Linked DNA regions of Homo sapiens: region 2 is linked to region 1. The links are chromatin contacts, found by Hi-C or POLR2A ChIA-PET in ENCODE. All regions are on one chromosome and are shown on one strand. The core of a region is the stretch at or near the end of the contact, and the rest is flanking DNA. Distances in the headings are between cores, read along the strand shown. Region 1 overlaps ZHX3 (zinc fingers and homeoboxes 3). Region 2 overlaps ZHX3 (zinc fingers and homeoboxes 3).

Region 1 (6,735 bases), core at 1,107-3,606:
TTCTGCATTTAAAACATGCTTAAAATATTTGACATGGAGGGGGCCGGGCGTGGTGGCTCACGCCTGTAATCTCAGCACTTTGGGAGGCCGAGGCGGGCAGATCACGAGGTCAGGAGATCGAGACCATCCTGGCTAACATGGTGAAACCCCGTCTCTACTAAAAATACAAAAAATTAGCCAGGCATGGTAGCGGGCGCCTGTAGTCCCAGCTACTCAGGAGGCTGAGGCAGGAGAATGGCATGAACCCGGGAGGCGGAGCTTGCAGTGAGCGGAGATCACACCACTGCACTCCAACCTGGGCGACAGAGCGAGACTCTGTCTCAAAAAAAAAGAAAAAAAAAATTAACATGGAGGGTAGGGCAAGAGAAATTTGAGAGAATTCTCTGTGTAATTCAGTCTTAAGAATTAATTGAACTCAATATAAATTTATATACTACTTTGAAGAGATTTATGTTTGTTTAAAGAGGTATATTTGAGTGTATCAAATACTTTAAAAATATACCTTTTTCTCAAAATATTAGCCACGTAGATGCAACATGATGGAAAACTGACTTCGTGCCATTAAAAAATGTTACAAAAATGTTTGTGTCATTTTAAAAAAGTATATAGTTGAATAAGTTTGTTTCTTTTGTAAGAGATAGGGTCTTGCTATGTTGTCCAGGCTGACCTTGAACTCCTGGGCTCTAGCAGTCGTCCTGCTTCAGCCTCCCAAGCAACTGGGACTACAAGTACACCCCACCTTGCCTGGTAAACTTTTTGTCAAATGTTTATACTCATGTAAACACCACTCCCAATCAGTATACAGAACATTTTTGCCACTCTAGAAAAGTTCCTTCCTCATGCTGTCTTGTCTGTCTTCACCATTCAAAGGTAATTTCTATTGTGATTTTTACCACCAGAAATTTTGTCTTTTCTAGAACTCCACATTTTATTTTATATCTAACTTATCTTGCTCACCATGCTTTTGAGATTTATCCATGATGTGTGTTAGAAACATACTCCTTTTTCTTGCTGAGTAGTATTCTATTGTGTGAATATCACAATTTTTAAAATCTATTCTTATGCTGACAGGTATGTAGGATGTGTCCAGGTTTTGGCTATTTAAAAATTGAGGATAGTTTGTAGCTATGTCATAAACCCCAGTGTGCTTTCTTCCTCCTTTTTCCTGTCTAGCAGGGCTTGTGAAGCAAGCACTTGCCCTGCAGTTAAGGGCATGTTTCCAGGCGCTTATAACTAAGACCACCACAAAGAGAACAGAAAACAAAACTAAAGTGAGCCCGCCAAGTCCCAGGCGGACGCCTCAAGAGTTCAGCTCTTGGGCACAGAACGGCAGGCCTGCAAATTAACTGAAAACTCCCTTTACAGAAAGAAAAAAAGAGCTAAGCATTGAGAGAGCTCGGGGAACCCAATTAGAGACCCAGAGAGCTACTACCACATTGGATCAAATCACAGCAGTTGTTTTGAGACCGAGAGGTTATTCAAAACGCTGAGCCTTGACTATACTGAGAGTGAGGCAGGGCGCTTCCTCTCCCCAGCAGCCTTGCAGCAAATTTCCCAAAGTGCCTTATCTGGGCTCCCTTTTACAGAGGCTTCAGGCTAAGGAGTACTAGGATATACTCTTAAAGTACTTCCCTGACTGCTTTTCCAACATGAGCTACATTTAAAAAAAAGAAAAAGAAAAACAGACTTTTAAGGGTGGGGTTGGGGGACATACTTGATAACTGGAAAACAAAAAAAATCCCACAGACTCAAGTGGCTATCATACATTCAGGTATTGAGCATACTCCCTAAGAACAGGAATTCTCAGCTCTGGGTTTGAGGGGCCCAGGATGCCTCTTTCTGTGACAGACAGGGCACAGCATCTCCTCTCCTATCTCATTCCTTGTAGAGTTCATTTTCCTCTATGCCACCACCAACCAAAGAGAATGTGGCCTTTATCCTGTTTCTTCGGACACTGCCTCTGTATCCAACCCATCCTCTGAATCTTTGTTTGTTTAGTGTTTTTATAAATTTATTTTTATTTTTTGTATTTCTTCTGTCCTCTGAATCTTCACACAGAGTTCAGGTTAACTGAGTGCAACTAGAGCTGAAGAAATGGAGAGGGAGAAGTACAGTCATTCAGTTAGCGTGTTGAAGACACTTTTAGAAGATGGGAAATTGTGTGAGCCCTAAAGATAGGACCCTCATCAGGCAGTGGTAAGACCAAAGAATAGGAAGTCCTCTCCATCTGCCATGTTAGAAGGGCTTTCCAGTTCTGGAAGAATTTGTGGCAAAACTCATGCCATGAGAGTGAGTCTCCTACGGATGTTATGCTGACCAGCCTTGCTCACTGTGCTGATTGCTTGGCATCAGACTCAGCCAGCAGGAGTCCACCCTATGTCTATCCTAACCCAGTTCTCGTCATCACTGGACTGTTGTCTATCTTTTGCGTCACTGCATCAGGTTTTTACCTGGTTACCTTCTGGGCCCCATTTCTTGCCTGGGCCTATTTTTTTTTCCCTTGCCCTCTTCAACTTAAACTTCCTGGTGAAAACAAAAAATAAACATTGACTCAGAAATTCAAATTTTACGTTAGCTAACATGCTCTGCCAAAGCACTGACCCTGAGCACCTGCCAGATGATATTTTTATTGCTTTTAGTTTCATTATAGATCGCAAAATATATGGAATTGGATTTCTTTTTCCTGCGATTTGGTGCTGGTTTATTTCAACAGATGGTATTTTCTGACTGAAGGTATTTATAAACAGTTTGATTATTTCTTTTCTTTTTTTTTGAGACGGAGTTTCACTCTTGTCACCCAGGCTGGAGTGCAATGGCACAATCTGAGCTCACTGCAACCTCCGCCTCCTGGGTTCAAGTGATTCTCCTGCCTCAGCCTCCCAAGTAGCTGGAATTAACAGGTGCCCGCCTCCACGCCCAGCTAATTTTTGTATTTTTAGTAGAGACAGGGTTTCACCATGCTAGCCAGGCTGGTCTCAAACTTCTGACCCCAGTTGATCCACCTGCCTTGGCCTCCCAAAGTGCTGGGATTACAGGCATTAAGCCACCGCACCTGGCCCAGTTTGATTCTTAAGATCCTTTCTGATGTTGCTGGATCACCTTGGACTATGAGTTTCATGTAGCTTATACATTGACAGGAGGTGCAAACTGAAACTTTGAAAAGTTGACACCAAACATCACTACTGAGGCAATCACTGCCCCTCACTCAGACTCATAATCTACTGGTTTCAAATGAACCAGTATTTATTTTAGGGGAATATATACTTTCCTTGCAATTGCGAGTCTTAGAAAACTCCACAGTGATTTTTCCTGGGTTATTGTGTTATCTTCAGTTCTAATTTTGATGTGTGAGCAAAAAACAGATTGTATCCAGCTCAAGTTACCTTTATAATATCAAGTGATTGTTCTCTCACAGACTTTAGCCAAAAATTTTTAAAGACTTGTAAAACCCTTCCTCTCCAACCGACACCCTGTCCAACTACAGTTGATACTTTAAGCTCTGACTCTCAAGCTTCTGTGAGCAAAATCTTTGGCGAAGTAGCTAATGTGACATAATCAATTTGGGGGGATTTGAACTACATGAAAAAGAGTTCCTGATACTGTTCTGCGAAGTCTGTTAAACAACTTAACTCTTATCAGTGAACAAATAAGCTTCGTGCATCTCTGTTCCTCTACTGGGAACTGAAGATAATGAAACTTAATTATAAATCAGGAAAATGAAAATCCTTAAGTTCTGACCTTTTCCATAGCCCAAAGCAAACAAAACAGACGTTACATAATTTACCTTCATTCTCTGGAGTATGAATTTTGGATTACCAATGGCAAGTATAAACTTCATATTTGTGACATACTCCAGGATATTAGTAAATTACCATAGCGATACAGACAGCTAAAGAAGTTAGTGTATCACCTTATCAAGGACATTTTAAAATAACCTTAAAATTACATCATAGAATGGAAAGACATCCATGGATTAGAATACTTAAAGATGGCAATACTACTCAAAGTGATGTAAAGATTCAGTGCAATCTTGACCAAAATTCCAGTACCTATTTTTGCAGAAATAGGAAAGCTGATCCTAAAATTCATATAGAATTGCAAGGGACCCTGAATAGTCAAAACAATCTTGAAAAAGAAAAACAAAGTTGGAGTATTCATGCTTCCCAATTTCAAAAGATACTACAAAGCTACAATAATCAAAATAGGTATAAGCATAAGAATAGACATATAGATCAGTGGAATAAAACTGAGAGTCCAGAAATAAACCTGTACATCTGTGACCTTTGAGAACAGTGCCAAGATGATTCACTGGGGAAAGGACAATCTCTTTAACAAATGGTGCAGGTACAACTGGTTATCTACATGCAAAAGAATGAAGTTGGACCCCACACATATTAAAATTAACTCAAAATGGACCAAATAACTAATTATAAGAGTTAAGACTATAAACTCTTAGAAGAAAACATAAGGGTAAATCTTCATGACCTTGGATTTGGTAATGGATTCTTAGAAACACACCAAAAGCACAAGCAACGAAAGAAAAAATAGACAAATTGGATGGCATCAAATGTTAAAATTTTGCAGCAAAGGATGCTATCAAGTAAGTGGAAAGGCAACCTGCAGAATGGGAGGAGATATCTGCAAATCTGTTAAAAAACAAACAAAACAAAACGAAAAACTCTTAACAACTGAACAACAGAAAAGATAACCCAATTAAAATATGGGCAAGGGACTTGAATAGACATTTTGTAAAGATATGCAAATGGCCAAGAAACATATGAAAAGATTTCCTGGGTCATTGGTCATTAAGGAAATGCAAATCAAAGCCACAATGATATACCATTTCACACCTACTAAGATGTCTATACTTTAAAAACAAAACAAAAACAAAATTACAAGCATTGATGAGAATGTGGAGAAATTAGAACCTTGTACTTTGCTGGTGGGAATGTAAAATGTTGAAGCCACTGTGGGAAACAGTGTAGTAGTTCCTCAAAAAGTTCCGTATAGAATTACCATATGACCCAGCAATTCCACTCCTGTTTATATGTCCAGTAATTGAAAACAAGTATCAGACAAATACTTGTACACTCATGTTCATGGCAACACTATTCACAATAGCCAAAAGATGGAAACAACCCAAATGTCTATCAATGAATGAATGGATGAGCAAGATGTGCATCTATATACAGTGGAATATTTTTCAGCCATAAATTGGAATGAAGTACTGATGCATGCTGCAATGTAGATGAACTTTGAAACATTATGCAGAGTGAAAGAAAGCCAACCGAAAAGGTCACATATTGTTTGATTGCATTTTTAGGGAATATCCACAAGAGGTAATTTTATGGAGACATAAAGCATATTAGTGGTTGTCAGGAGTTGGAGGAGGAGGAGGAGGAGGAATAGAAGTGACTGCTTAATGAGTACAAGGTTCATTTTGGGGTGATGAAAATATTTCATCAGTAATGTAAGGTAATGGTAAATGTGATGGTTGCATGATACTGTGAATGTGCTAAATGCCACTGAATTGTACATTTAAAAATGGTTAATGTTATATGAATTTTCAATTTTTAAAATTACATCATATAATTTCTGTGATCTCACAGATAACTGTGGCTTTGCTGTCATAGTTACCTTGTGACTGTTGGAACCCATGTGCTTTGTACATTGGGAAGTTCTTTCCAGCTCTGGACAGGAAAACATGAAAACAGATGATCCCAAGGAGGTTTCTCCCTAAACTAACAATTAAAGAATATAGTTTTACTTTTTCATTTTTATTTGTTGAAACTGGTAAAGCTTCTACCTTGAGTGGGTCTGGGTTGTTTTAAAATTTATCAGACCACATTGGTCTGATATTGTTTCCTTCATTTAATTTGAAAAAGCTTGTTTAAAATAACTATTTGGAGATGGAATAATTTTTTGGTTTTATGAAAATTTAAAGGAATTGTAAAAGAATCTAAGACATACTTATGGAATTGCAGTCAAGTTTTTCTGGTGATTTTGTAAGCTACACTCCTAGAGATTTTTGTAATACTTTCTAAAATCATTTCAATTTTTTTTTTATTGTCAGTGACCTTGGTGTCAGGAATAAGAAAATTGTATTCAGATCAGTCAAGCAGAGCCTGTGCAAAAACGAAAAACATTAATTTTTTATTTGTATCTCATCTGTTTTGTTTTTCGAAGGAGGAGCTTGAGGCTATATTCTGGCAAATGATCTGAGAAGAGCGTCTTACTCAGAAAGCTAGAAGTGTTTTGCCAATTATTATGAAGCTTTTTTTTTATGAATGAGGCTGTTGCTTCTGGCCCACAGTCAGTGCTGTTTTTGGAGACTTTTTTCTCCAGCAAATGTTGTCTTCCACACTCCTACCTGCTTCCTCTTATGATCCAAAATATGCCATCCAGACTAAAAATCTGTAGATGTGAAGCAAACAAAGCTAACTGGTTTATAGTGGATTGAACCCATAGCTTTTGGCATCATCTGAATCAACCAATCAACTGAACTCTAATGCCTTGGTTGAGTAAGGGTGTTGCAATTTTAAAGTTAGAAGGGATCTGGCAAGCATAGGAAAATATCTATCATGCTGGCTATTTTTCTAAAAAAAACTTTTGTAGGCTGGGCATGGTGGCTCACGCCTGTAATCCCAGCACTTTGGGAGGCTGAGGTGGGTGGATCACGAGGTCAAGAGATCGAGACCATCTGGCCAACATGGTGAAACCCCGTCTCTACTAAAA
Region 2 (6,735 bases), core at 1,217-3,716, 43 kb after region 1:
AACTCTTGTATTTCATGTCAGCAGTGACAAAGGCTTACTGAGCTCCCCAGTAGGTGCCTGGCCCTGCATGCTGCTTCTAGAATGCCAGCAGGAAGGCCTGGCCGAGCAGCCAGCTGGCTGTGGAGCCCTTATTCTAAGACTATGCTGCCACTTTCTTGTGACACTGGAGTCAAAAGCAAAAAGGGGCTTGCAGCCAGTAACCAAAGGGCTGTATTCAAGCAGTGACCTATTTTTACACTGTAATCGGGTTGGGTTTCCCTTTTTCCCTCGCGAGGCAGTAATCTCAAATTCTTCTGAGTGCTCAAGAAGCCAGTTCCCTGTTACCTTTTTGGCTTAGTTGTTTTTCACTTTGACATAGGTCACTCTTAACTTGAGGACAGGAATATCTGTCCCTTTTCCCTGATTTGAGGGTAGGAGTTGGTTTATGTGTATAAAATGGAGAGATAGGAAAACATGAACCAAGGTAAGGAGGATAGATGGCTTCTGAGGAGGAACAAAACCAGGTGAACTAGATAGACAAAGGTATTTGGGATCATAGGTCCAAGGTTCTGCCCTTTCAAACCCTAATCACACATATGAACTAATTACTTAGCTTAGTCATCAAATTTTGCTTGTGCTTCATATGTGCTGAGTGTCAGAGGCGTAGTAATAAAAAGGTAGAACTCTTGCCTCAGCCCACAGTTTTGTGGGGGAGGAATCTTGTACCCACAATTGCAATGCAGTGCCACCAGTGCAACAGGGAAGTTGGGCCCGAGTGAGGCTGTTAGATGTTGCTGGGGAGGGGGCACCAAGAAGGGTATCAGAGGAATTCCTCCTAAGCTTCTTAGTCAGACCCTTTGCTACTCCAGCCTGTCTCGCTTCCATCAGATCAGTGCCTAGTCTGTACTGCGTTTTTTGTTTGCTTGTTTGTTGCCATTTAGGTCTGTGCTATGTACAATCTGCAAGGGTGAGTTCTTCAGGTGGGATTTTCATGTCTCTTCAAGGAGACCTTTGGGACTGGAGGACAGTGTGCCACATGGCTCCATTCTTCAAAAGGTGACATGTCTTGGGACTTTATGCCTAGGATGATACATATTCCTGTCTTGTCTGCCTGGACAACTTCTTTTCATCCTTTAAGACTTGTTTTTAGCATAAGTCCTGCTCTCACAGGATGTAAGTTCTGTTCTGATGTCCTGATAGTTCTTGTCCGGTCTCTCCATTGCCTTTTTCCTCTGTTCTTGGCATGTAGAGCCTTGAGCTTCAACTCATGCTTCAGCTGATCTATTTACACCCGTATCTATCCATGTTCCCCTACTGCACTGTGAATCTCAGACACAGGGCATATGTTTTATTCACCTAGGACATACCAGTTGCTTAGCAATGGTGAGTCACATGAAGGAAGTATGTGTGTCATGTGAATGAAGTTCCCATCTGGCAACAAGATGGCTAAAGATACTGAGAGGGCTGCAAAAGATTCTTGATTGGGTCTCAAACTTTTTGAGCTCATTGAATGTCTTTTGTACTTAAAAGGATATTAGGAAGGTTTTGCAGCATAAAGCCTAGGAGGATGTAAAAAGTGGCCGGCTGGGATTTGGCAGACAGAGATCAGTAAAGAAGGGTGTATACACCACAACATAGCAGGGAGAATGTCTAAGGGAACACCCCCATTTAGGTGTTGCTTAACTTTTATATGTAATGTACTCCTGAACACAGGGCAAAATTCACATTATCTGGCAGATGTTATCATGTCTCAGCATTGCATGGTCATGTGCCAGCTAGTTGTATCAGAGTCTGAATTCAGCATTCAAAAGGTGATTGGGAAGAATCCAAGTTTGCTATAGGCAGAAGTTGAGGTTGCTTGTGTAACAGGCTTCCTGGTACCTCCTGGTAACAGGGAGAAATGCATCGCAGGTGCTTGATAAAGATGGATGTAGCGATTAAACGAACCCTAAGACCAGCCTTGTGTAAGTTTCTCCTGACTCTGTCATGGTTTGGAGCTTACATTTTGAAAAATACTGATACATATCAAGAATTTTCCAGCCGGGCGTGGTGGCTCATGCCTGTAATCCCAGCACTTTGGGAGGCCGAGGCGGGGGGATCACGAGGTCAGGAGATCGAGACTATCCTGGCTAACACGGTGAAACCCCGTCTCTACTAAAAATACAAAAAATTAGCCGGGCGAGGTGGTGGGCGCCTGTAGTCCCCCGCGGGAGGCTGAGGCAGGAGAATGGCGTGAACCCGGGAGGCGGAGCTTGCAATGAGCCGAGATTGCGCCACTGCACTCCAGCCTGGGCGACAGCGAGACTCCGTCTCAAAAAAAAAAGAAGAATTTTCCTAGATTAGAAGACAGCTATGTACACCAGAGGGTGCTGTGTTTCAATTTTCATATCTCTTTCTTTTCCACTCCTGTGGTTGTATGCTACGTGATTCATTTGAGGACTAGCCAGTTGAGAATTTGCCCTCAACAAAGGACTGTTGAAGACCTGAACACACCCTACCCACTTGCTGCTTTCCCAGCATAACAGATGAGTTCAGACATGGCTACACCACACACTCCCCAGGTCTGCTTTGCTGTATACTAGTTCTTAACCATTGAGTTCTTTGTTTAAAACTAGACCTTTTTTTTTTTTTTATGCTGCAGCGTAAGTCCATTTTCAATATTCTTTCTCTGGTGAAAATGGAGACCATCTGGTCATCATTCTCTGTGTAATAACAATGATTGAAGATGGTTATTAAGTCACCCTTCGGCCTTTTCTCTTGCCTAGGCAAAATTGTCTTCGTTTCTGTGGCCATTACCCATAAATCTCATTTTCCAACCCTTTAATCATCTTGGTGGCTTCCTTTGAAAACAACTTCAAAGGCTGTTTCACTGCCTCTATTTTGGTGGGGTCTGGGCTGTCAGCGTCTAATGGTACGGAATGTGGTTGTTTTAACCATCTAGTTTCCATAGCTAGTTTCCACATCTCCAGGCCAATCACTATCATTAACCATTAGGAGGTGCTTTACCATCTTTTCACTGTGATATACTTTATAAATATTATTGATTAATGTGTTGCTTTGACTGAATACAAATTTTAGCTTGTGAATAATTTTAGCTGTTGGCTGATAGAATTTTACACCCTTGTTTATGGCATTTGAGGTTCTTTTCTAAGCTATTTGATTCTAAGTGAATATGTTATCTCTTATTAGAGGATATGTTAATTTTCCTGCATTTTATTCATTTATTAACTTAACATCTCTGATTGCCTACCATGTGTCAGGCTCTGTACTAAGGATTGAGGACCCAAAGATGAACAAAACATGGGGCCTAATTCAAAGATTTCACAATCTGGAGAGAAAGTCAGCCACATACAAAAAAATTATAAGGTAGAATGTGCTATAAAAAATGATTTAGGTACAGTGGAAGTTTAGAAAGGCTTCACTAAAGATGTCGTATTTGAATTGGGTCTGAGCATGAATTAGTCTTCAGGTGAGGGAGGGGGTTAAAGAAAACTCTAATGAAGGAACTCTAGTATGTGTGAAGGCAAGGAGGCTGGTGTGTTTAGGTTGCAGCAAACCAAGTACAACCAGGCTTGGACTTGAGTGACTGGAAAGACAGGAAGATGCCATGCTGAGAAAAACTGCCCATGCCAAGCTGAGAAATGTTCAGCAGAAACATAAGGTGAGCTGCATATGTCATTTAAAATGTTCTAGGAGCCACATTTTTAAAAAATCAAAATTAACAAGTCAAAAAATAAAAAGCAATGGGGGGAGATTAAATGCATATTACTAAGTGAAAGAAGCCAATCCAAAAAGGCTACATACCTGTATGATTCCAACTATATGACATTCTGAAAAAGGCAAAACTATAGAGACAGTAAATGATCAGTGGTTGCCAGGAGTTAGGGAGGAGGGAGGGATGAACAGGCAGAGCACAGAAGATTTTTAGAGCAGTAGAACTATTTTGTATGATATTATAATATTGTAGATACATATCATTATAAATTTGTCCAAACCCATAGAATGTACACCAAGAGTGAACTCTAATGTAAACTGTGGACTTTGGGTGATAATGATGTGTCAGTGTAGATTGATCAGTTGTAACAAATGTACCATTCTGGTGGGGAATGTTGATAATGGAGTAGGCTATGCATGTGTGGGGCAGTGGGTATATGGGAAATATCTATACCTTCTGGTCAGTTTTGCTGTGAACTTGATCTAAAAAATAGCCTACTAAGAAACACAAGTCAAATTAATTTTAATAATACATTTTATTTAACCCAATTTATCAGAAATACTAATATTTTAACATGTAATTGATATAAAAGTTATTAACTAGATATTTTACTTTTTTTGGTACTGAGTCTTTGAAATCTGGTCTGTATTTTACATTTACAGTACATCTCAATTCACATTAGCCACATTTCAGATACTCAGTACATACATGAGTACCTATGGCTAGTGGCTGCTGTGTTGGACAGGGCAGGTCTTGAAACCTGGACTTGCCTGACTCAGAAGCCTCAATTCTCAGCCACAGTGATATCCTGCTCCCTAAGTACTATAATGATAAACACAAGAGGAGAGGAGCTTTCAGATGATCATCTAATCCCATGACGTTAGCTGTTGCTCTCCACACTGCCCGGTGGCTCCAGTCTGAAGCATCTAGGCAGTGCTGTCCAACAGAAATACAATGAGAGCCAATACGTGATAAGTGTCCTATGGGCCACATTGAAACAGTAAAAAAAAAAAATCTAAGAATATATTTAACCCAATATATGCAAAATATTATTTCAACATCTATTTAATATTAAAAATTGTTAATGAAGGCATATAGACCAATGGAGTAGAATGGAGAGACCAGAAACAAATCCTCACACATAAGGTCAAATGATTTTTTACAAGGATGCCAAGACCTTTCAATGGGAATAGGACAGTCTTTTCAACAAATGGTGCTGAGAAAACTGGCTATCTAATGGAAAATAATAGAGTTGGATCCTTACCTTACACCATATATATAAAAGTTAACTCAAAATGAATCGAAGACCTAAACAAAAGATCTAAAACTATAAAATGCTTAGAAGAAGACAGAGGAGAAAAGCTTCATGACACTTGCAAACCATATATCTAATAAAGGGGTAATATCTAGAACATATAGAGAATTTCTACAACCCAACAAAAACAGCAAAAAACCCCAGACAACCTGATTAAAATGGTCAAAGGACTTGAATAGACATTTATTCAAAGAAGATACACAAATGAATAAGCACATTAAAAATACTCAACGTTAATATAATTAGGCAATACAAATCAAAACCACAGTGAGATACAGCCTCACACCCATTAGGATGGCAACTCTGAAGAAAAAAAAAGAAAATAACAGATATTGCCATGAATGTGGAGAACTCTTGGGAACTCAGTGCACTGTTGGTGGGAATGTAAAATGGTGCAGCTGTTATGGAAAACAGTATGGCAATTCCTCAAGAAATTAAAAATAGAATCACCATGTGATTAAGCAATTCCACTTCTGGGTAGTTACCCAGAAGAGTTGATAGTAGGGACTCAAAGAGATTGTATGTCCATGTTCATAGCAACATTATTCATAATAGGCAAAAGGTAGAAGCAACCCAAGTGTTCATTGATAGATGGATAAAATGTTGTATATACATACAGGGGGATATTATTCAGCCTTTAAAAGGAAGTAAATCCTGACATATAATATGGATGAAACTTGAGGATATTATGCTAAGTTAAATTGATCAGTTATAAAAAGGCAAATACTATATGAGTCCACTTATGTAAAATACCTAGAGTAGCCAAATCTACAGAGACAGAAAGCAGAATGGTAGTTGTCAGGAGTCAGGGGTGGGCAGGAAATGGGAGTTATTGTTTAATGGGTGTAAGGTTTCAGTTTTATAAGGCAAAGAGTTCTGGAGGCAGATGGTGATGATGGTTGTACAACAATGTGACTGTGTTAATACTTAATGCTACTGAACTCTCCACCTAAAAATGATTAAGATGGTAAATTTTATGTTATGTGTATTTTACCACAATTTCTAAAAGTCCCTCTACCAAGAAAAGATGTTAAGTGCTTCCGAGACCATTAACATTTCATGTGGGAAAAGAGAAAAGAGAGATGTGAATAAAGGAAACTAGGAAAAAAATAAGTATGCTTGGAAATCTGGATGTATGGTGCAGTGGACTGAATGTATCTCCTAAAATTCACGTGTTGAAATTTTAATCCCTAATGTGATTGTCTTAGGAGGTGAGGCATTTGGAGGGTAATTAGGTCACTGGGATAGAGCTCTCATGAATGGAACTAGTGGCCTTATAAAAGAGACCCCAGACACTCCCTGGTCCCTTCTGCCATGTGAGGACAGTGGGAAGTTGTCTGTCTATGAGGAAGTAGGCCCTCACCAGACACTGAATATGCCAGCACCTTCATCTTGGACTTCCTGGCCTCAAGAACTGTGAGAAATACATTTCTGTTGTTTATAAGCCATCCAGTCTATGATGTTTTTGTTATAGCACCCCGAACGGACTAAGACAAATGGTGAGAGGTGAAATGAAGATTTAGGAAGTAGACCTAGGCTATATTTTTTATTTGCTTGTTTCGTTTTTTGGAAGGGTGAGTGCCAGGGTCAACGGAGCCAGAAATTTATGCATGTAGTTTTTTAAAACCTGCAGGGATCAATGGCAGTTGGAAGTAATGGATTTGGAACTTGGTAGATAGGTCAGGGCTGGCAAGGGTGATTTGGAAATCTCTTGGGTAGAGGAGAT

What was found. Hi-C counts contacts between places; a loop is a spot of excess contacts on that map. ChIA-PET counts read pairs that join two places held with the same protein, here RNA polymerase II (POLR2A). Pooled maps may share reads with other maps.
Region 2: a loop to region 1 is called in a pooled map, with 5 times the contacts of the local background. The contact joins two enhancer-like sites. A Hi-C loop is called at or near these places in 2 of 50 pooled maps. POLR2A ChIA-PET finds 5 or more read pairs at or near these places in 9 of 52 experiments (A673, BJ, CD4-positive, alpha-beta T cell and 6 more).

What each region holds. Positions count from the first base shown.
Region 1 is chr20:41,271,197-41,277,931 of GRCh38, reverse strand. The region is part of intron 1 of ZHX3 (zinc fingers and homeoboxes 3); the gene reads left to right. Among named protein-coding and RNA genes, the nearest start is that of ZHX3, 43 kb to the left of the region's middle. Within about 2 kb of position 2,356, at least 4 of the 41 ENCODE cell types and tissues checked have a DNase peak (open chromatin) inside an H3K27ac peak, as active enhancers do.
Region 2 is chr20:41,228,167-41,234,901 of GRCh38, reverse strand. The region is part of intron 2 of ZHX3 (zinc fingers and homeoboxes 3); the gene reads left to right. Among named protein-coding and RNA genes, the nearest start is that of MIR6871, 63 kb to the right of the region's middle. Within about 2 kb of position 2,466, at least 14 of the 41 ENCODE cell types and tissues checked have a DNase peak (open chromatin) inside an H3K27ac peak, as active enhancers do.